2 separate regions of the Homo sapiens genome follow, and region 1 is linked to region 2. Evidence: chromatin loops called from intact Hi-C (ENCODE). Cell type or tissue: K562. All regions are shown on one strand. Links, peaks and the distances in the headings refer to the core of each region. The heading gives the core; the rest is flanking DNA. Region 1 has its middle 220 kb from the start of CNTNAP2. Region 2 overlaps LOC124901765 (a long non-coding RNA gene).

Region 1 (16,074 bases), core at 5,448-10,447, 110 kb before region 2:
GTATCAGCAGTAGTCTTGCAGTACTCCTCGTGGCCTAGGGTGGCAGTGGCTATGGGGTGAGGCTCCTCTGCCTTTGGAAAGGGGAGAAAAGAATGGGAAGGACTGCATCTTGTGGTTTGAATGCCAGCTCAGCCACAATACGATAGAACACAAGGTAGACTAAGGTTTCTGACTGCAGTTCCCGACTTCCAGACAGCTTTTCTAGACCCACCCTTGGCCTGGGGGAGCTTGCCATCCTGAAGGGAAAGACAGGGTCTGGCTGGCTTTGCCACCTGCTGATAGTAGAGCTGTAGAACCTTGAGCAAACATAGACAGTAGCCAGGGAGTCATTACAGCAGGCTCTAGGTGAGACCCAGTGCTGTGCTGGCTTCGGGTCTGACCCAGGACAGCCATATTGGTGGTGGACACAGGGGTGTTTATGTCACTCTGCCCCCAGTTTTAGGTGGCTGAAACAGCAAAAGAAGGCCTCTGTATGTTTGGGAGAATGTAAGGGAATAGAAAAAAAATCTCTGTATGGTAATCCAGATAATTCCCCTAGATCTTGTCCAAGACCATGAAGATGGTACCTGCATGAATCTGCAAGAACCACAATATTACTAGGCTTGGGTGGCCCCAAAAGTGAATACAGGTTAAATCACAAAAACCAAGTTCTGGAAAGCTTTCCCAAGAATGATGGCTACAAATAAGCCCAGACAGTGAAGACTGCAATAATTACCTAACTCTTCAATGTCCACACATCAAAGATCTACTAACATCAACACCATCCAGGAAAATATGACCTCATCAAATAAACTAAATAAAACATCAGGGACCAATCCTGGAGAAACAGATATTATAAGACCTTTTGACAGAGAATTTAATATAGCTGTGTTAGAAAAGCACAAAAATTTTAAGAAAACACAAAGAAGAAATTCAGAACTTTGTCAGATAAATTTAACAAAGAGATTGATATAATTTAAAAGAATCAAGCAGAAATTCTGGAGCTGAAAAATGAAATTGGTGTCCTGGAGAATGCATCAGAGTCCTTTAATAGCAGAACTGACCAAGCAGAAGAATTAGTCAGCTTAGAGACAGGCTATTTGAAAACACAGTCAGAGGAGACAAAAGACAAAGGAATACAAAATAATGAAGCATGCCTACAGGATCTAGGAAATAGCCTCAAAATTGCAAATCTAAGAGTTATTGGCCTTAATCAGGAAGTTGAGAAGGAAATATGGGTAGACAGTTTATTCAAAACTTCCCAAACCTAGGGAAAGATATTAATATTCAAGTACAAGAAGGGAATAGAACACAGATTTCACCCAAAGAAAATTGCCTGGAGGCATTTAATATTCATACTCTCAAAGGTTAAGGATAAGGAAAGATCCTACAAGCAGTAAGAGAAAAGAAACAAATAACATAAAATGGAGCATCAATATGCCTGGAAGCAGACTTTTCACTGGGAAACTTACAATGCAGCAGAGAGTGGCATGACATATATAAAACGCTGAAAGAAAAAACTTTTACCCTAGAAGAGTACATCTGGCAAAAATATCCACCAAACATAAAGGTGAAATAAAGACTTTGTGAGACAAACAAAAGTTGAGGTAGTTCATCAATACCAGACCTTTCCTAAAGAAATGCTAAAGGGAGTGTTTCAATCAGAAAGAAAAGAACATTAATGAGCAATAAATAATCACCTGAAGGTACATAGTAAGTACACAGAAAAATACAGAATATAATATCATTGTAACTGTGGTATGTAAACTACCCTTATCATAAGTAGAAATACTAAACTACGAACCGATCAAAAACAATAACTACAACAACTTTTTAAGACATAGTACAATAAGATAAAAATAGAAACAACAAAAAGTTAAAAAGTGGGTGGACAAAGTTAAGATGTAGAGTTTTTATTACGTTTCCTTTTCCTTATTTGTTTTCCTGTTTATGCAAATAGTGTTAAGTTGTTGTCAGGTTAAAATAATGGGTTATAAGATAGTATTTGCAAGCCTCATTATAACCTCAAACCAAAAAACATACAATGGATGCACAAAAATAAAAAGCAAGAAACTTAATCATATCACTGGAAAAAATTAACTTCATAGAAAAATACAGGAAGGAAAGAAGAAAGAGAAAACCATAAAACAAATAACAAAATAGCAGAAGTTCTTACTTATCAATAATAACATTGAATGTAAATGAACTAAACTCTCCAATCAAAAGACTTAGACTAGATAAATGGATGAAAAAACAAGACCCATTGATCCGGTGCTTACAAGAAACACACTTAATCTGTAAAGACTCACACAGTGAAATTTTTTTTAAATGAAAAAAGATATTCCATGTGAATGGAAACTGAAAAAAAGCAGGAGTAGCTATACTTATATTAGACGAAATAGATTTCAAGACAAAAACTATAAGGAGAGAAAAAATGTTACTATATAAAGGTAAAGGGGTCAATTCAGTGAGAGGATATAACAATTTTAAATATATCTGCACTGAACACTGAAGTATCCAGATATATAAAGTAAATATCATTAGAGCGTAAGAGAGAGATAGGCCCCAATGCAATAACAATTGGAGACTTCATGACCCATTTACAGCATTGGACAAATTTTCCAGATAGAAGATCAACAAAAAAAATCAGACTTAATCTGCACTATAGACCAAATGAATCTAATAAGTACTTACAGACCATTTCATCAATTGGATGCAGAATAAACATTATTCTCCTATCCTTAGCACATGGATTATTCTCAAGGATAGACTATAATTTAGATCACAAAACAAGTCTTAAAACATTCAAAAAATTGAAATATCAAGCATCTTCTCTGATCACAATGAAATAAAAACAGAAATTTAACAAGAGGAATTTTGGAAATTATACAAAAGCATGGAAATTCAACAATATGCTTCTGAATGACCAGTCAGTCCCCGAAGAAACTGATAAGGAAATTGAAAAATTCTTTGAAACATATCATATTGGAAATACAAGATACCAAATCCTATGGAATACAACAAAAGCAGCACTAAGAGGGAATTTTATTGCTAAAAGTGCCTACATCAAGTAAGAGGAAAAACTTCTAATGAACAATCTAATAATGAATCTTAAAGAACTATAAGAGCAAATGCAAACTGTACCCACAGTTACTAGAAAAAATAAAATAAAATCAGAACAGAAAAATGAAATAAAAAGATACAAAAGATTGATGAAATAAAAAGTTGTCTTTTTGAAAAGTTAAACAAAATTGACAATCCATTAGCAAGACTAAAAAAAAAAAAGGAGAGAAGATCCAAATGAATAAAATTAGAAATAATAAAGAAGACATTACCGCTGATACTACAGATATTTAAAGGCTCATTAGCAGCTAACAAGAGCCAGTATATGCCAATAAATTGGATAATCTAGAAGAAATGGAAAAAGTCCTAGCCACATACAACCTACCAAGATTGAACCAGGAAGAAATCCAAAGCCTGAACAAACCAATAACAAGAAATGAGATAGAAGCCGTAATAAAATATCTCCCAGTAAAGAAAATCCTAAGACCTGATGGCTTCACTGCTGAGTTATACCAAACATAAAAGAAGAACTAATATCAATCCTACTGAAGCTATTAAAAGAAAAATAGAGGAGTAGGGTATACTTCCAAACTCATTCTACAAGGCCAGTATTAACCTGACACCTAAACCAAAGACATGTCAAAAAAAAAATAAGTAATTAAATAAATAAATAAAACTATAGGCCAAAAACTCTGTTGAAGGTAGATGCAAAAATCCTCACAAAATACTAGCAAATAGAATTCAACAATACATTAGAGAGATCATTCATTATGGACAAGTGGGATTTATCCCTGGGATGCAAGGATAGCCTAACATATGCAAATCAATTAATGTGGTACACCATTTTCAAATCAATTAATGTGATACATCATATCAACAGAATGAAAGATAAAAAGCATAAGATTATTTCAATTGATGCTGAAAAAGTATTTGATGAAATTCAACATTCCATCATGATAAAAACCCTGAAAAAACTGGGGATAGAAGAAACACACCTCAACACAATAAAAACCATATATGATGAACCCACAGCTTGTATAATACCTAATGGGGAAAAGATGAAAGACTTTCTTCTGAGATCTGGAACATGAAAAGGATGCCCACTGTCACCAGTGCTATTCAACATACTGGAAGTTTTAGCAAGCACACAAGATAAAGCACACAAGAGAAAATATAAAGGATATCCAAATTGGAAAGGAAGAAGTCAAATTACCCCTGTATGCAGATGATATAATTTAATATTTGGAAAAGCCTAAAGACTCCACTAATAAACGATTAGAACTGATTTAAAAATTCAGTAAATTTTCAGGATACAAGATCAGCATACAAAAATCAGTAGCACTTCCATATGCCAACAGTGAACAATCTGAAAAGGAAATAAAAGGTAAACCCATTTACAATAGCCACTGATAAAATTAAATACCTGGGAATTAACCAAATAAGTGAGAGATCCCTATAATGAAAACTACAAAACACTGATGAAAGAAACTGTAGAGGACACACACATAAACACATACACACACACATACAAGGAAGGATATTCCATGCTAATGGGATGGAGGAATCAATATTGTTAAAATGTTCATACTACCCAAAACAATCTACAGATTCAATATAATCACTGTGTAAATATCAATGACATTCTTCAGAGAAACAGAAAAAAATCCCTACAATTTACATGAAACCACAAAAGACCCAGAATAGCCAAACCTATCCCAAGCAAAAAGAACAAAACTGGATTAATCAAATTATCTGACTTCAAATTACACTACAGAGCTATAGTAACCAAAACAGCATGGTGGTGGCATAAAAAGAGACACATAGACCAATTGAACAGAATAGAGAACCCAAAAACAAATCCACATCTACAGTGAACTTTTAACAAAGGTGGCAAGAACACACACTGGAGAAAACATAGTCTCTTCAATAAGCAGTGCTAGGAAAACTGCATATCCATATGAAGAAGAATGAAGCTAGACCCCTGTCTGTCACCATATACAAAAATCAAATCAAAACGGATTCTGAAGTAATGAATAAATCTAAGACCTCAAATTATGAAAGCACTACAAGAAAACACTGAGGAAATCTCCAGGACATTGGTGTGGTCAAAAATTTCTTGAACAGCACTCCACAAGCCCAGGCAACCAAAGCAAAACTGGAAAAATGGGATCACATCAAATTAAAAAGCTTCTGCACAGCAAAGGATACAATCAACAAAGCAAAGAGATAATCCACAGAATGGGAGAAAATATTTGCAAACTACCCACTTGACAAGAAGTAATAAACAGAAATATGTAAGGAGCTCAAACAAACCTCTAGGATAAAAATCTAATAATCTGATCAAAAAATGGGCAAAAGTCTGCATAGCCATTTCTCAAAAGAAGACATACAAATGGCAAACAGACACATGAAATGGTGCTCATCATCATTTATCATCAGAGAAGTGCAAATCAAAACTACCAGGAGATATCATCTCACCTTAGTAAAAATGACCTATATCCAAAAGACAGGCAATAACAAATGCTAGTGATAATGTGGAGAAAAGAGAACCTTTGTACGTGGTTGGTAGGAATGTAAATTAGTCCAACCACTGTGGAGAAAAGTTTGGAGGGTCCTCAAAAAACTAAAAACAGAGCTACCATATGATCCAGTAATCCCATTGCTGGGTATATACCCCAAATAAAGGAAATGCATATGTTAAAGAGATATCTGCATGTCTATGTTTGTTGCAGCACTGTTTACAATAGCTAAGATTTGGAAGCAAAGTAAGTGCCCATCAACAGATAAATGGATAAAGAAAATGTGGGACATATGTACAATGGAGTACTACTGAGTCATAAAAAAGAGAGATTCAGTCATTTTCAAGGATAGAACTGGATTATGATGTTGTTGTGAAATAAGTGAAATAAGACAGGCATAGAAAACAACACACATGCTTCCCTTATTTGTGGGATCTAAACATCAAAACAATTGAACTAATGAACATAGAGAGCAGAAGGATGGTTACCAGAAGCTAGGAAGGATAGTGGAGCTGGGTGTGGAGGTGAAGATGGTTAATGGGTACAAAAAAATAGTTATAAAGAATGAATAAGACCTACTATTTAATAGCACATATGGGTGTGTATAGTCAATAATAACTTAATTGTACATTTTTAAATAACTTAGAGTGGTAATTGGGTTGTTTGTACCTCAAAGGATAAATGCTTCAGGGGATGCATATCCCATTCGCCATGATGTGCTTATTTCACTTTGCATGCTTGTATCAAAACATCTCATATACCTCATGAATATATATACCTACTATGTAGCCACAAAATTTTTAAAAATCATATGGTAAGCGATAAAATGGAAAACGTGGAAACTCTAAACACATTACTAAATAAAATAATAATGAAGTTCAAATTATGTTGAGTGGAGCCAGACTAGATAAAAGATATTCCTAAGTTATAGCACAGGAATACCCCTGCTATTTGTGAGCAGCTCTGTATTACAGAATTTTAACCTAAGCCTTATATATAATTAAAAATTTTCTGGCAATAATATTATGAAAGGAAAAATAAACTGATAAAATTAATTTAATTAAACACTTTAACCCAATATTTATAAAAGATTACCATATTGATATGCTATGTAAAAATTGAGATAATTTACATTTTTATATTGTCATTGAAATCTATTATGTAATTTATACTTACAGCGTACTGCAATACAGAATAGCCACAATTTCAGAGCTCAATAGAATACATTTCTAGTGGCTACCTCATAGGATAGGACAGCTCTACAGAAGCGTTTCTCAAACCTTAATATGCCTACAAATTCCACTGGGTTCTTGACAAATTAAATATTCTGATTTGGAGGTCAGATGAGGCCTGGTATTCTGAATTTTAAATAAACTCAAAGTGATGCTGATGTTTCTAATATTTTAGTCACTGTTGAGTAGCAAGTGATGCTGATGTTTCTAATACTTTAGTCACTGTTGAGTAGCAAGTCTGTTGAAGACACATTAGGATGCAGTAGAAGAATTTTCAAATTAGCATGTTCATATTAGCAAGAAAATAAATGAAATAATCCAATGTGCATCATCAGTAGAATAGATGGCATTATATAATGCAATTCGAGTTAACAACGAAAATAAGGTTTTCTTGGCAAGCATGGATGCAACTCGGAATATAATTTTCTGCAATAACAAGTTAAAGTAAATCATACACTGTATAGAAATATTTTTGTTCACAATAAAATTAAAAATAAATTCAAGGAAGGTATTATCTATTACCTATGTTCACAGAGACATTATTCATAATAGCCAAAATGTAGAAGCAACCCAAGTTTTCATTGATAGATGAATGGGTAAACAAAATCGGGTATATTCATGAAATAGAATATGATTCAGCTTTAAAAAGGAAGAACATTTTGATCTGTAGTATAACATGGATATAAACCTTGAAAATCCTATACTAAGTGAAATAAGCCAGTCTTAAAAACAAAAATACTGTATAATTCTATTTATATGAGGTGTTAGAGTAATCAAATTTATAAAAAACAAAAAATTAAATGGTAGTTACCAGGGGCTGAGGAGAGGGGAAACTGCGTAAAGAATTTGCTTTGCATGACAAGAAGAGTTTTGGAGTTTGGTTGCACAACAATCTGAATGTCCATAACATTACTGAATTGTATACTTAAAAATAGTTTAGATGGTAAATTTAATGCTATTTTCAATTTGCCACAATTAAAACAAACAAACAAAAAAACTAAAAAAAACTTTTAAAATCAAGGAAATTATTAGCATTAAATTAAGAACAGTAATGACCTTCAGTAGGGAGTTGGGGAAGGTCTTCCACAGGTAAAGGCATCTATGAATCTTTACTATTAATAATAACCAATATTCTCTTTACTTTCATCATGTTTCATGGTCTCTTGTTGTACCAGGGATAAACTTCCTCTATTTGTCAAGCAGTAGCTACTTGATTTTGCCTGTGGTTAGTGTTGGCTGCAGATGAGCCTGAGCTCAGGGGTGCAGGCTACCTTGAAGGGTTCATGGCTTATTGGCTAGAAATACATATCCCAAGGATTTAGTAGTACTACTGCTGATGCTGCTGTTCCTGCAGCTGCTGCTACTACTACTATCAAACAACGATAAAAGCACTCATACTGCTAAATGTAATGTAGGGGGTACTGTGTGAGGCAAAAGCTTCAAGCTCATTCTCTTATCTCTCCAGTGCACACAGCCTATCCTCTTGCGGTTATTAGGATCCTTAGAATCCTGACAGGCCGGAGAATTACGGAGAATGCTGAAAGTTACTGCAATGTGGAGAGGCTTAACTTTTGTAAGTTTTTGTGAAACCATACTTCCTTTGGGAAGTAAGAGTTTGAGGTTCTACCTTTTCTACTCTCAGAAGTTGGAATATCAGGTCAATAGAGTCATCTAAATTTTTGTAAGACAGGCCATTCGTGTTCATTACATTTCCCAAGAAACTCCATAGAGCTCATGACTTAAGAAGTCTTGATGCTAATAAGAACCACCTCCTCAGTGTTGTTTTCAAACTTAGATCAGATAATGCCTGTGAAGATAGCTAGCACAGAAGCTATCTTGCAGTAGGTACCCATCTGAAATGAATTTATAAAATCCAATTACTAAAACCTCGTATGTTATCTATGGGAAACAAAACCGAGTTATTGGCATGAAATCCTTTGTTTATAACCCTCACAAAATCCCATAGCATGGCCAGGCATTTCTTGCATCTATAGAAGGAAGAAGCTGCAGGTAGAGGATAAGTGGTTCAGGCAGCTCATTATAAAAATTAAACAAAAAATCAAAGCTTCTAATTCTGCTAACTTTAGCAAGCTTGTAGTTTTATTAAGTGACGAAAAACACACAAGTGGAATGAAAAGCCCTGATAAGCTAAAATAATTCATTTAAGGAAGAATCATTCAAGGCGCCTTTTTATTATTTAAAAAAAAAGGTGAAAACGACATGCCTTAGATTTCTCAGAATCTTTATATTCTACAACCATTAGATGTGGTTTGCAACTGAAGATAATTTAACTATGAAATTTTATTGACGAGTCACCCTTCTCTGCTGGGAACTGTATAAGAAACAGTCTAATGTAGCTGTTATAAGATCAGTATCTGGAGAAAGACTCCCCAGGTGGTTTGACCCCTGTTCTGTATTCTATCAGCATGTGACATGAGGCAAGCTACTTCACCTCTCTGATCTTCAGTCCCTCATCTGTAAGATGATAATGGCGATAAGACTACATTCTGAAGAGGGCAGTTGTGAGACCAAAAAAACTGCCAGAGTAAAGCCCGTGGAATGTGTTCTATAAATTTCCCTATTCCTATTTTCCAGTGGGTAGAAGCATTCTGCCAACACTGTAAAAAGCACTTCAAATTAGAGCTGAAATCTTGCAGTTTCCATAACGTCTATAGTTCATCAAATCACTTCAGTTGAGGTTATTAATCTATTTTGATTGATTGACAGTTGCACACTAGTCATTTGATTTATAATTTGAACCAAGTTATTGAATTTATAATTTGGACAGGGCTCTAAATGCATTTTTGATTTATGTGTGTCCCCCATGCAGTTACAACAAATCATTGGTGGTTGAGCAACATTTACTCTAAGACACATATATTTAAATTTTAAATTAAATTGGATTTTAAAGGGCAAAGAAATTTAGATTTCTTCATGTAAAGATCAATGCTGCAAATAACTGCAAAAGAAGCAATATGATCAAGCAAGAAAAGCTATACCACTTAACATCCAGAAAAACCCAAATTCTGTTTATAATTTTGCCTCTGACTAAGCTGCATTACAGGCTTTCAGAGTTATGTGAAAACACAGTGAACTTCTAGTTCAACATTTTTACTTTAAATATAAGAGTACTAGAGTGCTCAAGGTCATAGCATAGTTAGTGGCTAAGTTGGAAATTTCATCAAACTTCCCTGATTCCCATTTAGTCATCTTTCCATGGTATCACACAATTATTCTATGACTCAGTTGCTTTTTCTGAAAAAATATAGGGAGAATAATATAAGCTCTGCCTATATATGCAGATTTTTTAAAAAAGAACATGAGCAAAACACTTGAAAGAACATTAAAATATAAAAGTACTGTACAAGTTCCTACATAGACCTAAACTTTGGTTCCTTAGGCAAGGGAAGGTGTGGAGTCAGACACACCCGCTCATTAAGGAGCTCCTATTAGAGAAACACCACTACTCACCTACTTTCAGTTTTAATTCCTATACAACTCCATGGCATTTTCTAATTCTCAGATGACAAAACTGAAGTTTCTGAAGGGAACTGTCAACCCAGGACTTCAAACACTCAAGGCCTCTTCTTGTGTCACTTTGCTGCACTGCTGCTGGGTCTCTTAAATAGGATCGATCAGGATTATTAATGAGAAGTTGTAAATTCAATATTTTCTGGCAAAGCAAAAACACCTGCCTCTTTAAGATTTGACCCTAATTGTAAAATGGTTTTCTTCTTGCTGCAGTATTAGGTGTCATATTAATCTTTCTTTCTGACCTCATTCTAGCAAATAGTCTTAGAGAAAAAAATAAATAATGTTCCTGTAAATTGATTTATATAAACTCTAGAGATATAGTACTAGCCAACGATACCAGGCCATGTCTGGGCCCCGTCAGTAGATCAAAGGTGTCTGTGTCTTATTATTTGTCATCATACTAAGTTCAGAATGATTCCTGAAATGTCCACTTTCCTAATGTCATGCCTTCAATCAAGTATAAACTTTGTCATCTACTGATCTGGTGCCAAATATAATGCAATGACTTATTTCAATGGCCATGATAAAACATATCCAAGATATTCAAACTTGACATGGTACAAAGATGAGCAATCATGAAAAGGAGAATATGCCTTTAGATATCTAAGTACTTAAATGAACTCAGCAAAAATGCTATCTCTCAGAGCATCATAGGTTCTTTTCCGTACAAGCTACATGATGAAAGCATAATGACTTGGTTTCCCTCTTAAACTCCCCTAAGATTGTTAACAAATTGAAACTTCATCCAGCACAGCAAATATTCAAAGCAGATGTATGATTGGGTCCATATTTCCCCAAACTACTTCAATCATTTCCTTCTCAATGGAAATCAATGCACTTTAGAGTAAGAGGTCCTTATCATCTTCCATTCAGTTGAAGACATGCTTATTGAATGCCTGCTGCTGTGGACAAAATGTGTCCTCTCAAAATTTATACTTTGGAACCCTAATCCTCAAGGTAATGGCATTGAGGGAGGAGGGTTGGGAGGTAATTAAGTCATGAAAGTCAAGCCCTCATGAATGAGATTAGTACCCTTATAAGAAGAGAAACAAAAGAGATGACCTCTCTCTCTCTCTCTGTCAAGTGAGAATACAGCAAGAAGATGGCCCTTTGCAAACCAGGAAAATGGTTTTTATTAGGAACCAAATCCTGGACTTCAAAGCCCCCAGAACTGTAAAAAAACAGATTAAGTCATCTGGTCAACTGTATTTTGTTATAGCAGCCAAACCATATTAAGACACCCGCTGTTTGACCAGCACTCAAAAAAAGGTGTGGCATAGTCTTTGATCTTAAAAACAACAACAACAATAGTATTTTAATGACGGAGACAAAAAGAATGTAACATTGTTTAAAAATAAAGTACAAGGCGTGGTGTTTCACGCCTGTAATCCCAGCACTTTGGGAGGCCAAGGCAGGTGGATAACAAGGTCAAGAGATTGAGATCATCCTGGCCAACATGGTGAAACCCCGTCTCTACTAAAAATACAAAAATTAGCTGGATGTGGTGGCACACACCTGTGGTCCCAGCTACTCAAGAGGCTGAGGCAGGAGAATCGCTTAAACCTGGGAGGCGGAGGTTCCAGTGAGCCGAGATCGCACCACTGCCCTCTAGCCTCGCTACAGAGTGAGACTCCGTTTCAAAAAAAAAAAGTACAAATTATAATCATGTGTTTAAGTAATTGTTACAGATAAGTTCAGTAGGAGGGTAACTGCAAAAGATATTAAAAAGTATAGGAAAGCATCCAAGAGATAAGATTTGTACCAGAGGTTGACAGGCTAATCAGATGAGAAGAGAGAAGATATTGCAGACACAGAAGAAACCTGGGAAAAGTGATGAAAATATACAATATACATGGTTAATTCTCAAGGCATTTGGAGTGTGACATTAATTTTGAGACTTATTGAGAATGAAACTGAAGAGGAACATGCAATCAGTAAAGAAGGAGCCTGAAAGTGAAGGTGAGAAATTTGGACTTTATCACAAGAGAAATAGAAAGCAATGGAAGATTTAAGAGCAGACAATAAGGGAATGGTATGAAAAGTTTCAGACATATATACATACATATGCCAGATGAGAATGGCTTTTGAGAAACTAGAAGCAGGAGTGTATGTACAAAAGTCTGTGTTGACTAAGCAAAGGAGAAAAAGGAGGAAAGTGATGGAAAAGTAAAGGAAGAAAAACACAAAACAGGTAACTTTGGAGAAGCCTGATGAAATGATTTATCGGTTGGGTCACCAAGTGTGGCAAATATAAAGAGAGAAGATTCAATTAAATTTGAATTAAAAATAACCAATATATTTTAAGTATGACTCATATCTGCATAATTCACAAAATTTCATTAATTTTTTATGTAAAATTAAGATTTATGTGCACATCCAGTATTTTATCTGGCAACCCTATCTGAGACATTTCCATGTGCCACTGATAACCTTACGTTATGGACACACTCAAAGAATAACTGGTTTGGTAATACAGAGAAGTATGAATTCATAACATTTATCTAATGCCAGAAGTACAGATTATGTGTAAGTGAAATTATGTATACAAATAATAATATTATATATTAAGACAAACTGACATTACAGCATTTGAAACATTAATCTAGGTAGAATTAATGGAATTTAAAAAATCCTCTTGACAAGCAGATGTTCTGAGAGAAAGAATGAAAATTGTAGATCTTTAAGGAGAATATGCAATTACCTAAAACTCATACTTTCAAACTTATAATAAAACAGATTCCGCTATTTTGAAATGAAGATAAAAACTAGAAGGAACAGTGCCCATGGAGAAATTGCTCTGTTCTAATAATGCCAACGTGACTGAACTTTAGGGCAGGCCAAGGAAAAAAGTAAAAATAACTTGTTATATACATTTCCATATTTTTAAAGAGGGAATTATGATTACAGAGAGTTATTAGGAAAATAAGCGTGTGAAACTTCATTAGACTCTAAAAGTGCTCATAGAAGCAAAACAAAACAAAACAAAAATCCCAAACCCAAACAATATTTTATCAAAGAATTTATGTCGAAAGAAAATGACTTACATATATATATATATAAAATATTATATAGATTCTATATAACTTATAGAAAATTGAGGGACAAAATTAAAATACAACATCTGGAATGTATGGAATGGAATAAAGATGCTTTGGTGTGTAATGAACCTGGTGAACTTTTTGCAGGGGTTTGGATGTCAATGATTAAAAGACTGGCCTGTACTTGTTTAAGGTCAACATCTGTATTTTGTTTTTCGCCTCCAGCATAACCAAATTCTACTCACTCAGAGCATATCTCCTATCATCATACAGACTTTCTAGATTGTTCTAACCACCACTGATTTCTTCCTTCTTCAAAAATCTGTATAGCTTATTTTACTCATTTTTTTCTCATAATGATATACAGTCTTTTTTTCTTTTGTTATATCTCCTTTTTTTCAGCTTTAGGAACAAATGGATTATGATTTTGTTTTTTGTGTGTAGTTCTAAACAAATAATAATCAATACATGCTAAATAAATTCAGGTGAAAGATATAATAGAACACCTCATAAAACCTTGAATACTGCACTTTCTACTGAGGGATTAAACACAAAGTTTATCTGTCTACTAGCTTGAAACATAGAGGCTTGATCTGACAGCATGTCTATACAGGCTCCCTCTAGTACAAAGAGAACTGTGAGTTCACGAGGACATGCTCCACCTAGTAAAGAGCAATGGGTATTAGACTGCTTGAGATAGCCCTCCTTCCTGTGTGTTTGTTAAGGCGGTTTTTGAAATCCAGGATGACCACCATATATGACTATCAAATAAAAGATGATTTCATTTTAAGAGTAGTCAGTTATTTAATATCCATCTCTATTATAGAAGGAAACCACAGATCAGTGATAGCAATCAGAGCCTTACATGAAATAAAATATTTGAGCTGAAAGAGCCCAGTCATTTCTTTTCATCACTAATCTTCAGAACCATCTGGAACAGATAAAAATTACAGATTTCCAGGATCTGCTCATCACAATGTATTTTTTCATCTATTGTATCTACCTAGATTAATGTTGCAACTTTCTTAATCTCATTTTTATCTCAATATGTAGTATTTATTATTTGTATACAGTATTTTTTTTTTTTTTGAGAGAGAGAGTCTCTCTCTGTTGCCCAGGCTGGAGTGCAGTGGTGCGGTCTCAGCTCACTGAAACCTCCGCCTCCCGGGTTCAAGTGATTCTCCTGCCTCAGCCTCCCCAGCAGCTGGGACTACAGGTGCATGCCACCACGCCCGGCTAATTTTTTGTATTTTTAGTAGAGACGGGATTTCACCGTGTTAGCCAGGATGGTCTCGTTCTTCTGACCTTGTGATCCACCCACCTCGGCCTCCCAAACTGCTGAGATTACAGGTCTGAGCCCCTGCGCTCAGCCTGTATACAGTATTTTTAACTTAAACACAGTTCATATTTTTGACATCAAATATTATGAACTCACTTTTTTTTTTTGTGGCACCAAACCAATTGTGGTATGGACAGGAGACAGAAATTCTGGGTAGAAGAGGGTGGTTCCCCAGCAAAAGCCCCACCCCAAGCCTGGAAACCCACAGCTCTAAATGGGAACAGGAATTCCTGTCTTCTTGCCCAAATGTTGCCTTTTGGCCTACCACTCCTCCCCCATCCTGTACCCATATAAACCCCAAACCCCAGGCTCCATGAGCAGATGGGAAGATGAACAGAAAAGCAGAAGTGCAGCAGAGAAGGAGAGAGGAGAAGGAACATCCGAACATCCAGAGGAGTTTGGCTGGGGAGGGTTGAAGAGAAGATCAGCTGCTGGATGGCCAAACTCCAAGGGAAGATCATCTTCCCACTCCATCCCCTTTCTAGCTCACCATCCATCCCGCTGAAAGCCACCTCCACCACTCAATAAAACCTCTGTATTCACCATCCTTTAAGTCTGTGCATGACCTGATTTTTCCTGGATGCCAGACAAGAGCTGGGGATAAAGAAAGCTGTCACACTGGCCCTCTGCCCTTGCAAAAAGGCAGAGGGCCCACTGAGCTGTTTAGCACTTAAACCACCCACAGATGGCGAATCTAAAAGAGAGCACTGTAACTCGTGCCTACTTGGGCTTCAGGAGTCACAGGCAACCCTAGATGCTACCATGGGGCCAGAGCCCAGAAGCACTGGACCCGGCTACTGCACCTGCCTGTCTGCATGCTCCCACTGCTATAAGCAGCAGTGGGGCCAAGCTACACTACTGTTGCACATCCTGGGAGGGGGACCAGGGAACTCTCCTATTTCAATTGCACCTTGACTGTTGCTGTTTTGTAAGGCAATCATTGGAACAAGGAAATTTCCCAGGTAGGGTGGCCAGAGTCATGAATTGTGGGGAGGAATCTAGGAATCTTAACTTAAAAGATAAAACCTCAAGATGATTCTGTTCAACTGTCTTTGGGAATTACAAATGTAGTCTATTGTTATGTTTCAAGATTTAAAGAAATTGAGGTCTCAGAAAGTCAAAAGAGGTTTCTGAGTGTCACAAAGCATTTTATTGTTAAAGCTGAGAGTAAGAGCTCAGCTCTTCAATTTCCGTACAGTGGCACTTTTGTGTCTACATTTCTTCTGGAGTCATTTCCCCTGACAAATAAACCCTGTCCATTTTACTAACCAAGTTTCCCTTTACATAAGCATGCCTGGAAGTTAATTTGAGAAAACCATGGCAATCTGCCCCCTGGAAGCAATATTTTTGAAAACAGAGAAATTCAAAGG
Region 2 (16,074 bases), core at 5,650-10,649:
GGTCTCTTCTGAGCTCAAGCAATCCACCTGCCTTGGCATCCCAATGTATTGGGATTACTGGTGTGAGCTAATTAGTCGTGCCTGGCTAATCTCTCATTTCCTACAGCCATAGAGCCAAGATTATTAATTATCAAACATAAAATTAATTGTGGTGGTTACAGAATTAGAATGTTGATTTAACTTATAATATTGTCCAGTTTCTCATATGAAATTTAGAGTTTTGATTGGAAAGGAATGAGACCTTGAAAACTGAAATAAAAGCTTTAACAGGACTCCACTGAAACTGAGACTCAGTCACTCTGAGCCTCTCTTGACAGTGGAAGTAGCAGGTCATCTGTGTCTAAGGAGACTGGTCTTACTTTCCTGAAAACTCATTGATAACCTCATCAGGGCATATGTTTTGTAGAGGGATACTTATTTTTCTCAAACTCACCACTATCACCTCCTCTTTGCACCAGACTCATAGCTAAAATCAAATATCAGCATGATCCTGGAGGCCAGGTACACACTATGATCCAAGAGGAAATAGCTTACACACAAAATATTTCAAGATTTTGCAAATATATGTCAACAGACACCTTGAGAACAGGTATGAGGGTGGATTCCAAGGGTGTTAGACCAAGGAGATTAGAATTAAACAATTAGAATGTGCACTTACTAAAGATTCTGAATTTAGTCTGTTAGCTCATGCAGCTTTAAGTAGCTCCAGCAAATACCTGCTTGGTTAACTGAAACTTATATTTAAAGGTGGCCTACATTTAATGTGGTTGGTACTAAAGACTTTTCCTGACAGAAATTGGATTTGGAGGAAATGATCATAAGTCTTCAGGAGATAGAAAGGTTGGAATGTATTTAGTTTCTGCAACTTACACATCAACCTCAATCACATCTCAAAAGAAGGCCAAGAAAATACTCCCTCCAGTAAACTGATGAGATACATATTAGTGACGGAAGCATGGACATTACTTAAAAACCCAGTGGTTGTTCTGATTTGTGAGTCAGGTATGACTGTGGAAGATGCTACAACTGAGATGGGTTCCTTGATTTCAATGGGATGACTGGATCTTGAGGTCACAGAAGCCAAATGACAGCCACTTAACCACAAGAGGGGATCACTTACCATAAATAGCATGAGGGTCATACTAGTAATCAGAATATCCGGGACTTTGGGGATCTCTGGAGCAGGCTAACTGTTCATATTGTCCTCAGGAAGGAAAAGGATGATTATCATGCCGCAATAGTGCCTGATCTATGTAAGTGGTGGAACGGGAGGGAAGACTAAATGTAGTAGTCAAGTCCCAACATAAGTTTTCATAATAGAGAACTATACTGTCTAACCCACTTTTCAGACCTGAGTCACTTAATAGACTTAGAGCCTTTGATTAAAATGGAAGCAAGGGAGTTATTTCATTCTTTTTTTTTTTTAATTATACTTTAAGTTTTAGGGTACATGTGCACAATGTGCAGGTTAGTTACATATGTATACATGTGACATGCTGGTGCACTGCACCCACTAACTCGTCATCTAGCATTAGGTATATCTCCCAATGCTATCCCTCCCCCCTCACCCCACCCCACAACAGTCCCCAGAGTGTGATGTTCCCCTTCCTGTGTCCATGTGTTCTCATTGTTCAATTCCCACCTATGAGTGAGAACATGCGGTGTTTGGTTTTTTGTTCTTACGATAGTTTACTGAGAATGATGATTTCCAATTTCATCCATGTCCCTACAAAGGACATGAACTCATCATTTTTATGGCTGCATAGTATTCCATGGTGTATATGTGCCACATTTTCTTAACCAGTCTATCATTGATGGACATTTGGGTTGGTTCCAAGTCTTTGCTATTGTGAATAGTGCTGCAATAAACATACATGTGCATGTGTCTTTATAGCAGCATGATTTATAGTCCTTTGGGTATATACCCAGTAATGGGATGGCTGGGTCAAATGGTATTTCTAGTTCTAGATCCCTGAGGAATCGCCACACTGACTTCCACAATGGTTGAACTAGTTTACAGTCCCACCAACAGTGTAAAAGTGTTCCTATTTCTCCACATCCTCTCCAGCACCTGTTGTTTCCTGACTTCTTAATGATTGCCATTCTAACTGGTGTGAGATGATATCTCGTCGTGGTTTTGATTTACATTTCTCTGATGGCCAGTGATGGTGAGCATTTTTTCATGAGTTTTTTGGCTGCATAAATGTCTTCTTTTGAGAAGTGTCTGTTCATGTCCTTTGCCCACTTTTTGATGGGGTTGTTTGTTTTTTTCTTATAAATTTGTTTGAGTTCATTGTAGATTCTGGATATTAGCCCTTTGTCAGATGAGTAGGCTGCAAAAAATTTTTCCCATTTTGTGGGTTGCCTGTTCACTCTGATGGTAGTTTCTTTTGCTGTGCAGAAGCTCTTTAGTTTAATTAGATCCCATTTGTCAATTTTGGCTTTTGTTGCCATTGCTTTTGGTGTTTTAGACATGAAGTCCTTGCCCATGCCTATGTCCTGAATGGTCATGCCTAGGTTTTCTTCTAGGGTTTTTATGGTTTTAGGTCTAACGTTTAAGTCTTGAATCCATCTTGAATTGATTTTTGTATAAGGTGTAAGGAAGGGATCCAGTTTCAGCTTTCTACATATGGCTAGCCAGTTTTCCCAGCACCATTTATTAAATAGGGAATCCTTTCCCCATTGCTTGTTTTTCTCAGGTTTTAAAAGAATCTGTCCAGGACTTCTAATTTTAGCTATCCTATAATAAGAGCTTAGAAATCTGGTTTTCCTTACAACTAGAAAAAACTGGTCAAATGAAAACCAATTTTTCTTAGATTTATCAGAGCACTGATGTCACTGGACACACTAATACCCCTGAATCTGAAGAAACAGGCAAATACAGAGAGTTACAGCTGAGACCACCTTACTCGAAGCTAAAGCTTCCAGAGGCAAAGCTAGCAAAAACACTTAAGTGGCAGTTTTACTGGAGGTTGAATGTAGACCAGCTTGAGACTGAAAGACTCCTGGGAGCCTAGTCTTAGCAGGGTCCTGACACATGCATAGACATTACTTCCAGGATCCCCAACCAGATTCTCATTGTAACGATCTGAGAAAAATACTCTTGTGTTTCTGGCAGGATGAGAGACACAGTCACCATTTCAAAATGTGTCCAGCACGTTTTCCATAACAAAGACCTAACCTCCAAGGGAATGAACTGTACCAGAGCCTTTTCCTACCTGGGGAAACTGTGATTAGGCAGCTCCCATCCATCTCAGCATCCTGAATTAGATAACAGGAAACAAATAAAGGATAAGAATGAATTCTGAAGGTTACAGTCCAGGAGCTCAGCCCACTAAAGAACTTAAACGTAATCATAAAATTATGGAACACTTCCTCTCCTCCACAAATTACCACCACATCTACAGGGGTCCACGGCCAGGACAGTGGGTGACAACTTAAAGAGCTGCCAGCTCACATTCCATTTAAGAAGGAGTTATTTAGGGAACCATAAAGGAAGAGAGGAGAAATAAACAAGGACTATTGAGGAAAGACACTTTTTCTGGCACCGAAAACTACAGCAAATGTTAAACACATATCTGTTTCTAGCCGGATAACAAAAAGCTTCATACTAAAGGCCTATTTACATCACTTCCAATTACCTTATATATCTTGTGTGGTTTTCAACAGAAAAGTACAAGAAATGTTAAAAGGCAGGAAAAAAACACAGCCTAAAGAGAAAAAGCAATCATCAGACCCAGAATCTGATATGACACAGAATGGAATTATCAGCCATGGAATATAAATAACTGTGATTAATATGTTAAGGGCTCTAATAGAAACATGCAGATGAACATCATGCAAGAACAGATGTGTAATGTAATCACAGACATGAAACTCTAAAAAAGAATCAAAGCAATGCTGGAAATCAAAAGCACTGGAAAAGAAATGAATAAATTATTTGATAGGCTCATCAGTAAACTGGATATGGCCAAGAAAAGAATCTGAAGTTCAACATAACTCAATTAAAACTTCCTAAACTAATATGAAAATTTTATTTTAAAAAAAGAAAAGAATATGCCAGAACAGTGGGACAATTACTAAAGGTATAATTGTGTGTAATGGGAATATCAGAAGGAGAAACAAAAGAGAAAGGAACAGAATAAATATTTGAAGTAGTCGTGACTGAGAATTTTCTAAAATTAAACGAAGACACCAAACCACTGAACCAGGAGCGCAGAGAAACAGGTTAAACTCATAGAAACAGGATAAACATCAGGAATTCTGCAGAGAGTTATGCCATATTTAAACTATAGAAAGCCAAAGACAGTGAGATAATCTTGAAAGAAGACAGAAAAAAAAAATACACACTTTATCAATCGAGGAATAAGGATAAGAATTTCATTAGACTTCACATCAGAAACCATGTAAAAAGAAAAAACTATTTAAAGCATTGAAATATAAACAAAACACTAAGCTAGAAATCTATGTCTAGCAAAATTATCCTTCAAAATCAGAAGAATCAAGACATCTTCACACAAAGAAAAATTAAGGACAAAAGTTACCAGCAGACATGTTCCATAAGAAAAATTAAAATAATTCTTTGGAGAAATTGAAAATGATATAGGTCAGAATTCTAATCTACCTAAAATGAAAGGGCATAAGAGAAGGAATAAAGGTAAAATAAAATATTTTATTTTCCTTATTTTTGGTTTAAATAAAGGCTAACATTTTCTTTAAGTTAATAATAATAATAATGTACTGGATGTGACAGTCATGTTATAAGGAACTAAAGAGAGGACTTGGGAATACTCTTAAAAGGTATACTGCATGGGGAGCAGTATAGTGCTATTTGAAATTGGACTTAAATTAGTTGTAAATATATATTGCAAACTCCGGGTAACTACTAGCCAAAAATAAAATATAACTGTTATGCTAAGAAAGGAGAGAGAATTATAGGAAGTGCTCAATTAAAACCAGAAAAGTCAGAAAAAAGAGTGGGAGATTCAAAACAAATAACAAGTGAAATTAATCTGAAACAGTTACAAACATGAAGGATATTAATACAGTATATATCAATGATCTCTTTATATGTGAATGGTACAAATACACCAATTAAAAGACAGTGACAGAGTGCATTTCAAAAAGTAAGATGCAAAACCCACTCTATGTTGGCTATAAGAAATCCATAAATACAAAGAAATGTTGCAAACAAAGGGGCAAAAATGATATACCATGCTAATATAATTGAAAAAATGGTGAAATAGCCATATTACCATTTTAGACAAAAAAGGTTTTAAAACAAGGAAAATTACTAAAAGTAAAGAGGTATATCACATAACAATAAGGAGGTCAATTTTCCATGAGACATAACAATCCCTAACATGTATTCATAAAACAATGGCATGTCAATAATGTGAGGGATAAGTGAATATATCTGGGAAGATAAATATTTAAATTCCCTATTAGAGTTGGCAACTTCAACTCAACTGTATTGTTAATGGACAGATCATGCAATAAGAAAATAAGTGAAGATATAGCTGAAGGCCAGGGGCGGTGGCTCACGTCTGTAATCCCAGCACTTTGGGAGGCTGAGGCGGGTGGATCACCTGAGGTCAAAAGTTTGAGACCAGCCTGGCCAACATGGTGAGACCTTGTCTCTACTAAAAATACAAAAATTAACCAGGTGTAGTGGTGGGTGCCTGTAATCCCAGCTACTCAGGGGGCTGAGGCAGGAGAATCGCTTGAACCCAGAAGTGGAGGTTGCGGTGAGCTGAGATCATGCCACTACACTCTAGCCTGGGTGACAGAGTGAGACTCCGTCTCAAAAAAAAAAAAAAAAAAGATATAGCTGAAGGAAATATCACCATCAATCTGCTTGATCTAATTGATACTTATAGAATACCTCATCCATTCAACACCATTGACAGCACACACTCACGCACACACACACATGCACACACAGGAAACCATGAAAACCTTAGGTGTAAATCTAAAAAGTATGTACAAATCTATTTGTAGAAAACTGTAAAACACTGATGAAATAATTTAAACTATCAAAACAATGTGATATTTCATATTCACAGGTAGGAAGACTCAATATTACTCAAATGTGAATATGTACATTTAAACATAATGCATAGATTCACTAAGGTGCCAATCAAATTAAAATAACAAGGGATTATTTCAAACCTTTTAAATAGGCAAATATTTAAACATCTAATAATACCAGGTGTGGATGAGTAGTGGGAATTCTTAAGTGCTATTCGTAGAAATGTATCGTGGAATGACAATTTAGAGAACAATTTGACAATATTCAATGAAGTTAAAGCTGTATTCAACTTATGACTCACTAATTCCACTGCTAGGCATCTACCCCCAAATAATTCTCAAATATAAAGTAAAAAAAGCAAAACAAACCAGGGAGCCAAGAAAGATGAAGGCACAAGGCCCTGGAAATAATGCAACTAATTGAAGAATACGATATAAAAAATTACATCTCTTCTACCAACTTAGAAAAAAACATGGCAGTTCCAAGCCATTGCTAGAAAATTGTAAGAAAATTAAAAAGCAGTAACAAGAAATCAACTATGAAACCATGAAAAAGGTACACTGCTAAGCAAAAGAAGTCTGAAAGGCTACATAGCACACGACTGCAATTAAATGACATTCTGGAAAAGGCAAAACTGTCGAGAAAAGAAAAAGATCAGTGGTTACCAAAGAGTTTTGGGGATTGAGAAGAAATGAACGGGTTAACCACAGGGGGTTTCAGGTGGTAAAATGGTTCTGTACGTTGTTTTAACAGTGAATACATGACATTATACATTTGTCAGATGCTTTGGAACTTCACAGCATAAAAAGTGAATATTTGTGTGTGTGTGTGTGTGTACACTATATATAGTTACTTTTTTCCAAAGTATACTGAGTAGAATAAGAAAAAAAGGGACACTTTGCACTGAAGCTTGATAAAAGCACCTCAGTCCAGTGATAAAGGACACTATTGTTAAATTATCTTGACGTATGTACCCTAGGTATGAGTGGTGAAATGGCACTTTATTTCTGTGAACTTCCTCCCATATTGTCAGTCTAGTCATGAAAAAACATCAAAAAATAAAAACAAAAACAAAAATCAACAGAGGCAACACAGTGGCATTCTATAATACCCCTAACCAGTACTGCCTTAAATTGCTGGTGTCATAAAATACAAGGAAATCTAAGAAACTAAGTTAAAGACACATGACAATTAAATGTACTGTGGTATCTTGGATGTGATAGTGGAACAGAAAAAAGATATTGGGGATAAAACTAAGGAAATTTGAGTGTGCACTGTGGCTCATGCCTGTAATACCAGCACTTTCGTAGGCTGAGGCTGGTGGATAACTGAAGGTCAGGAGTTTAAGACCAATCTGGCCAACATGGTGAAACCCCATCTCTACTAAAAATACAAAAATTAGTCAGGTGTGGTGGCACATGCCTGAAATCCCAGCTGTTCAGTAGGCAGAGGTAGGAGAATTGCTTGAACCCTAAAGACGGAGGTTGCAGTGAGCCAACATCACACCACTGCACTCCAGCCTGGGTGACAGAGTGAGACTCCATCTCAAAAAAAAAAAAAAAAAAATGCCAAAACTAAAAAAGAAGGAAATTTGAACTCCAAACTCTAGTTAATAATAATGTTTCCATATTGGCTTATTAGCTATAACAAGTTAACCAGATCAGTTAAGATGTTAATAGGGGAAATTGTGCGAGGTATATGAGAATTCTAAAGTGTAATTTTTCTGTAAATTTAAAACTTCAAAAGCAGTTTATTAAAATTTAAAAGGGAAGCCAGGTCCATACAAAGAAAGACCTGACAGCCTTGCCACAGCATAGATCATGAATCTTCCTTTAAGGAACTAGGGCCCATTTACTAGAGTGAATGCGCAATGGGAAGAAAGATATCAAGACCTTTCAAAGATTAGTAGATGCTGGCTCTGAACTGACACTAATTCCTGAATGTCAAAAATGCCAGTGTGGTTCACTAGGCAAAGTGTGTACTTTTGGTGTCAGGTGATAGACGGAGTCTGAGTCAAAATTCAACTCACGTGGGGCCAGGTAGGGACTCACTCTGTGGTTATTTCCTCATTTCCTGAATGTATCATTGAAGTTATATTAATTGGAATATTCGGCAATTTTCAGAATATCCACATTGACTCTCTGACCCATGGAGAAATGGCCAATATGGTGGAAATGATGAAGTAGAAACCCCTGGAATTTCCCCACTTTAGCAATGTCAGAAACCAGAAACACAATTTCATTCCTGCAGAACTACAGAAATTAGTATCATTCCTAATTATGTATTAGTGCCATCACTAATCATATATAGGAAATGCTCAATGATTTGGATGAAATGACCAAGAGGTGATATGTGAAACTTCTCAAAATTGTAAGATGCTGGGGTTCAGTGGACAGCAAACCCTACAAAAGATGGGAAAAGTGCTGAAAGGTACTAACATGGAACTTGATGGGTTCAGAGATAGACTTGGAACAAATGCATTGTAAAGGTACAAACCACAAAATGTGACTGGAGAGATTTTTTCAGGGATTAATTAGCCTTTACCTAAATGCATATTTGAAATAGCTGATATGCGTGAAAAGAGTGTACTGCGGTTTTCTTTCCTTAGGGGTTATCTGCTAAGCCCACTCTTATCCAGTTTTAATTGTCCCTGTTAAATGGGAAATTTTGGAGTTGCATGAACCTTCCTTGCTAGTAAAGACTAAGCAGTATAGTATTCCCAAAGGCAGCAAAAGATTACCGCTTTAAGAAAACGGCTGAGGTAAGAGTCTGGATTCCCACTATTCTTGTTCAGCATTTTGATCTGACCAGTATATAAGGCAGACAATTCCTAGAGTTTAACAATGGGATGTGAAGAACTAACCAAGGTGGTCCCTCCAATTGCTATGCTTATGTCTGATGTGATGAGAACCATACAAAAACGCTACAGGCCCAGGAGGCTGGTGTGCCATTATAGACTGGGCTAATGCCTTCTTCTCCCATTCCCTTTCACTCAGAAAGTGAATACTCAAGCAACAAAATTGAAAAAAAAAAAATGGTAAAGTTCATATCTGATAGAAATGTTATACAGATTTTATAAAGAAATATTACAACTCAATAATAAAAGAGAAAGCAAGCCAATAGAGAGTGGGAAGCACACTGAAAGAAACACCTTCCAAATGAAGATATATGGATGTGCATAGAAAAGTTCTAAACATCATTTGTCATACGAAAATATAAATTAAAGTCCCAGTGAAATACAATGACACACACAGCGAAATGGCTATAGTTAAAACAAACAATATTAAATATTACAGAAGATGTGGAATAATTGGAGGGCTCATATATTGCTGCTTGAATTTCAAAAGTGTTTAAACCCTTTGGAAAAAAATTGTGGCCATTTCTTGAATAATTGCAAGTACAGCAATATACAATTCAACAATTTCCACTCCTACATATTTCCTCATAGATAAATTAAAACATATATGTATATTCACATGTATTAGTTTGGTAAAGCTGCCATAACAATGTATCACAGACTGCATGGTCTAAATAACAGAAGTGTATTTACTCACAGTTCTGTGGGATAGAAGTCCAGGACCCAGGTGTCAGCAGGGTTGGTTTCTTCTGAGGCCTCTTTCCTTAGCTTGTACAGTGTCATCTTCTCCTTGTGTCTTCAAGCGATCTTTCCTCTGAGTGTGCCTAGGTCCTCATCTCCTCTTTGTAAGGATACCGGTCATACTGAATTAGAGCCCACCTCAAGGACCTCATTTTGTTAGTGGTGGAAGAGACCGGAGTTACCAGGAGTTACCAGTAGCAAATCCGCACAGGTCGGCCGCAACTTTAAATCTTGCCTCCTCAGAAGAAACAACTAGACTGAGGGGCATAAAGCAGAACAAGAGACCTAGGCACATTTTAGAGCAGGAGTGGAAGTTTACTTAAAAGGCCTTAGAACAGGAAAGAAAGGAAAGTTCACTTAGAAGAGATCCAAGAGGGCTCATGAAGATTAAAGAAGGTAAAAAGCCCCGTTTAACCGTGATGCTATGACCTTTATAGCCTCTTTCCCTTGATTGGATTCTTGCAGTGGCGTGATCTCGGGGCTCACTGCAAGCTCCGCCTCCCGGGCTCACGCCATTCTCCTGCCTCAGCCTCCGGCGTAGCTGGGACTACAGGCGCCCGCCAACACACCCGGCTAATTTTTTTGTGTGTGTTTTTTTTTTAGTAGAGACGGGGTTTCACCGTGTTAACCAGGATGGTCTCTATCTCCTGACCTCGTGATCCGCCCGCCTCGGCCTCACAAAGTGCTGGGATTACAGGCATGAGCCACCGCGCCCGGCCAGAGCCCTTCTTACCCTTGGGAAGTGAGCTCATGTAGTGTGTTCAGTAAATTGTACGCATGCTTATCTGAGGCTTTCTTCCTTTTTCAGGTAGAGGATACGCCGAAGATCACACTCCGCTATTTTTGTCTGTTAATGTGCACGCCCAGGAAATTTCTTCTCCATGAGGTCTGCCTCTAATTAACAGTTTTTAACGTTAACAGGTGTGGACCATCACTGAATGGCCTCTCCCTAGCACCGGCTGCCAATGTATCACTTTTAGAGAGGCAATGCAACAATTACTGAACCATCACTCAAGACTTCTAGTGGGTGGCGGGGAGAGCCCTCTCCTGCCCGCTCACGCCTAACTACCTGTAACAATTTAACCTTACTTGATTAAAGACATTATCTTCAAATACAGTCACATCCCGAGATACTGAGGATCAGTTCTTCCCCATGTGAATTATAGGAGAATTCAAGCCATAGCAACACATACTAGACTTATGTAAAAAAGTTCATACAGACTTTTTTTTTTTTTTTTTTTTGAGATGGAGTCTCACTCTGTCACCAAGGCTGGAGTGCAATGGCATGATCTCAGGTCACTGCAACCTCAGCCTCCCGGGTTCGAACGATTCTTCTGCCTCAGCCTCCCCAGTAGCTGAGGCTACAGGCGCCCATCACCACGCCCGGCTAATTTTTGTATTTTTAGTAGAGACGGGGTTTCACTGCGTTGGCCAGGCTGGTCTCGAACTCCTGACTGCGGGTGATCTGCCTGCCTCAGCCTCCCAAAGTGCTGGGATTACAGGTGTGAGCCACCGCACCCAGCTGACTTTATTCTTAACCCAAGCTGGAAATGACCCAGTGTCCATCCAGGGGAGCAAACTGTGGAATATTCACACTACAGATGAGTACTCAGCAACAATGAGAAATAGATGACAGATTCTTTCAATGACGTGAAAGCACTTCATGGACGATGTCCTAGACAAAGAATTCAGACAAGAATATATAATGAATAATTCACACTTATGAAGATATAAAATAGGAAAAAATTACCTATGATTTAGAAAAAATCAGAAAAGCAGTTTCTTTTCAAGGAAATTACTGGCAAGAGGCATGAAAATATTCTCTGGGTTGGTCAAATACTGTATATCTGAAATAAGTGGTGGTTTATAAGGTTCACGCATTTGTCAAACCAGTAAAATTATTACATTTGCATATTTAATATCAATATTTTCTAAAACTTTTTCATTTTTTTTCTGGGGGGTTGGGGGGTCAGAGTCTCCCTCTGTCACCCAGGCTGGAGTGCAGTGGTACGATCTGGGCTCACTGCATCTCCGCCTCCCAGGTTCAAACAATTCTCCTGCCTCAGCCTCTTGAATAGCTGGGACTACAGGTGTGCACTACCACGCCCAGCTAATTTTTGTATTTTTAGTAGAGACGGGGTTTCACCATTTTGGCCAGGCTGGTCTCGAACTCCTGACTTTGTGATCTGCCTGCCTTGGCCTCCCAAAGTGCTGAGATTACAGGCATGAGCCACCACGCCTGGCCTTTTCTAAAATATTTTAAACATGCATCCATTATCCCATGCTAGAACTAATGCTTGGTTTTATCTATGCTGAGAAAACAGACTATGAGTCCAATCATCTTTGTAAATCATCACGGTAAACAAATACAAGGGAAACTATAGACCAGACAAGGACTATTGGCCTTTATTACAGATGCAAAGCTATGAAGTTAAAATGCACTTTTATTCATGATGATGTAAGAGAGAAGAAAATATCCTTGATGTGCTTCAGGTAAAATTTGGATCTATCTAAAAATTTTAAATTGATGATTTACTCAATAGCAAATTTAAAAGCACAAAATTCTCTGTACCTGAGTTGAAAATTTTGTGCTGACTGCATACACAAATGAAGACTCAAGAATGCAATCAAGTTATAGAATTATATAATTATAGAACTAAAAATAACTATCTGTTTATAGACATCACAATTGTGGCAATGCATTCCAAATTTTCATTACTTCTATTTATTTTTATAACATTGATATTATGGCCACCAATAATGAAAAAGTATGATATGTACATGCTATGGGCTACTCAACAATAAAAAAATAAGCTTCAAATACAAGCAATAACATGAAAGTAGCTCACAGACATTATCTGAACACAAAAAGTGCATACTATAAAGGAGCATGTAGGTTACAGAGATTAACATATAGGATTTATTTTAGTATACAATCCCTTTTCCTTTTCCATAATTTATGTAGTCAGATGAAGAAATATTGATCATAATGGAGAGAGATAAAATAGCATTACAGCTGGTAAAACAAGAACAAAAAATTTACAAAAATGACTAACAAATAAATGGCTGATTAACATGATTTTCATGTTTAACCTCACAAACTAAAAACCCAAAGGAAGCCAAGTGTAACCTCCACCTTTCACCTGCCATATTAGTAAGATATATATTTTTCTATACTCAAGGTCAAATAGTACATTTCTGAATAAATCTTAAGCAATATACTTAAAAAATTCTAAGTATATTTAAAATTTGAGCAAGCAATTTTGCTGCTGAGAATGTATTCTATAATTTTACTGAAGTTGTGAATAAATATGCACAAAAAGTGTTATGACAGTATTATTTTTATGGTAGAGAATAAAACAGATAAAATGTTTAATAATAACAAAATACTAAATAAATTATTCTGTATTCAGTTGATAGAATAACATGCACTGTTTATTAACAATCATTTTACTATATTAAAATGTTTGGAGTATGGTAGTAAGTGAAAAAAACATAAAACTAACGAAGTTCTTATTTAACCTCATATATTTCTGAGACCCAAATTGGCATAAATTGTTTTTATTTATTTTTATTTTATTTATTTTTCAGGAATTGGTGATATTTTTATTGGTGATCAGAAAATAATAAAAAAGTATTAAGAAACAAGCCAATATTTAAACATTATAGAAAACTGCATTATTATTCACTAGAATTATATAAGCAACAGGGAGATTATGCTAGTCATTCATACATCAATGCCGAGCACACACTAGGTACACAGAGCTAGTTATGATGCTGATGCTAGATGATGCAACTTATGGAAACAGAGTGAAATGAATAATCCACGTGTATCTGCCTCTTGTACAAGCATGAATGCCATAGAGCCTTGCTGAAAAATTAAGCCCAAGGTAATTTATAGATTGAATGCCATCCCCATCAAGCTACCAATGACTTTCTTCACAGAATTGGAAAAAACTACTTTAAAGTTCATATGGAACCAAAAAAGAGCCCCCATTGCCAAGTCAATCCTAAGCCAAAAGAACAAAGCTGGAGGCATCACACTACCTGACTTCAAACTATACTACAAGGCTACAGTAACCAAAACAGCATGGTACTGGTACCAAAACAGAGATATAGATCAATGGAACAGAACAGAGCCCTCAGAAATAATGCCACAGATCTACAACTATCTGATCTTTGACAAACCTGAGAAAATAAGCAACGGGGAAAGCATTCCCTATTTAATAAATGGTGCTGGGAAAACTGGCTAGCCATATGTAGAAAGCTGAAACTGGATCCCTTCCTTACATCTTATACAAAAATTAATTCAAGATGGATTCATGACTTAAATGTTAGACCTAAAACCATAAAAACCCTAGAAGAAAACCTAGGCATTACCATTCAGGACATAGGCATGGGCAAGGACTTCATGTCTGAAACACCAAAAGCAATGGCAACAAAAGCCAAAATTGACAAATGGGATCTAATTAAACTAAAGAGCTTCTGCACAGCAAAAGAAACTACCATCAGAGTGAACAGGCAACCTACAAAATGGGAGAAAATTTTAGCAACCTACTCATCTGACAAAGGGCTAATATCGAGAATCTACAATGAACTCAAACAAATTTACAAGAAAAAAACAAACAACCCCATCAAAAAGTGGGCAAAGGACATGAACAGACACTTCTCAAAAGAAGACATTTATGCAGCCATAAATTGTTTTTAATAATAAAATTTGAGGCATGAGCTCAACTAGATGAAAATAAATATGCTCAAAAAGACTATATGAAAAATGATATGTGATATATCACTTTTAATTTTTCTCTTCACTATCTGTTTTTTATTTAAAAAAATCACCAAACTATACAAGTGAATTATTCAACCTTAAAACTATAATTAACTCATTTAGAGACAATGTTTTTAAGTCAATGAATAAGGAATTATTGCACTCATCACTTGATTAGTCTTAAAAACACAAGAAATTACTGGACTATTAATTATTTTTTAGAACAGAAACTCATTATTTTAATAAAGATATATATTTCAGAAAACAATAGTTACGAGATTACATAATTATAGGAAAATGATAAGGGTAGTAATAGCAATAATTAGCTCCAGTATTTCTAATGGCACTTATTTTCTCTGACCCTTGTTATATACTGTGAGGGGCCTGATATTTGACCTGATCTGCAAGCCTGCCACAGTTTTATGAATGCTTGTGAATGATATGAAGACCCTTGGTCAGAGACAAAAGACTTTTTACCCATCTTTGCAGTTTCCCCTGTGATACAGAGCAGTCTAGGTGAATGCTGCACGTGCACTGTGTTTGCAACACAGCAGAGGAGCCCTAAGCTTGAAAACTCCAAGTTTTTATAATGGGCTGTAAGAAAACTTGTTTGACCTTTGCTTAGAGGGGACATGATCTTTACTATACTGAATAGTAAACAAACCTAACCTCTGCTCCAAAGAAAAATCCTCTTGTTTAAAGATGTTTGCTATACACATATCTTTAAAAAGATGGTCTGGAACAAAAAAAAGCTAGTGCCTCTGCTCACAAGACATGCAGAAATATGAGAGACCCATTAACTGTCTCCCAACAAGCCTCAGTTTCCTTAGGTATAAAACTCAATAATAAATGTGTGATAGTATCTGTTCTTTGACTCAAGTAAGATAGTGAACGCATCCTAAACTGTCAAAGTGATATATAAAATAATTCAACATTCAGACTTTGTTTAAAAAAAGGATAAAAACCTAAGTAGGCTCTCCCAATCAATTACATAATGTGAATTTAAACTGTACATAAGTAGTTTAAAAATAAGGCTAGGAAATTTGGCTTTATAAAAATTTCGATTGCAATGGGAACACTAGAGGAACTATATTAATATTGGGAAGAAATCTAGGAAGATAAAAATATTGTAAGAGTTGCTTCTAAGATGCACTCTGAATAAGATCATATTAACATGTTTTGCAAATCTGTTGTGAATATTTCCCACAATTCTGTATTATGCAACTCAAAATAAATGTGTCTATAAAAAAAAGACACCCGCTTTTAGGCCAATGTAAACTGAAACAAAGAATATGTGAAAAATGTGAGTTCAACAAGCTTTATTGTTTCGAGACACATATTTAACATCCCAAAGGAATGCATTAGCAAATATGTAAGTTGTTTTTTACTCACACTATTTCTAATGCATACCCCTTCCCTAATCTGTCTACTCACCCCTCCCAACAAGAACATGAACTAAAAATCAACACAAAAAGAAACTCTTCCAACCAGAAAAGTTACTGCTATAGGAGAAAAATCCAAAATACAATTCTATTATCAACATCCAGAATATGGGAGAAAAAAAAGTTTTCATGTATGAAAACCTGAGAATGAAGGAGAGTTTAAATTTCAGACTTACAAAGTTTAAACAAGGTGAAAAACTATAATAAACTCTGATTATGATATTCATTTATTTTA

The links. Peaks named below come from ENCODE experiments on the same cell type or tissue, not always from the same donor. Only the 100,000 strongest peaks of a DNase experiment are listed, where the experiment ranks them.
Region 1: a loop joins it to region 2, with 5 times the contacts of the local background. A loop is called at or near these places in 1 of 110 quality-filtered maps.

What each region holds. Positions count from the first base shown.
Region 1 is chr7:145,886,278-145,902,351 of GRCh38, reverse strand. No RefSeq gene overlaps it. Among named protein-coding and RNA genes, the nearest start is that of CNTNAP2, 220 kb to the left of the region's middle. In K562, for the core only: no CTCF peak of the experiment used is centred there; a DNase peak (open chromatin) is centred at 8,231.
Region 2 is chr7:145,778,945-145,795,018 of GRCh38, reverse strand. LOC124901765 (a long non-coding RNA gene) reads left to right here. Exons shown (of 3, transcript XR_007060575.1): 2 at 10,438-10,515; 3 at 13,221-13,366. Among named protein-coding and RNA genes, the nearest start is that of CNTNAP2, 330 kb to the left of the region's middle. In K562, for the core only: no CTCF peak of the experiment used is centred there; a DNase peak (open chromatin) is centred at 10,043; H3K4me3 peaks cover 4,957 bases.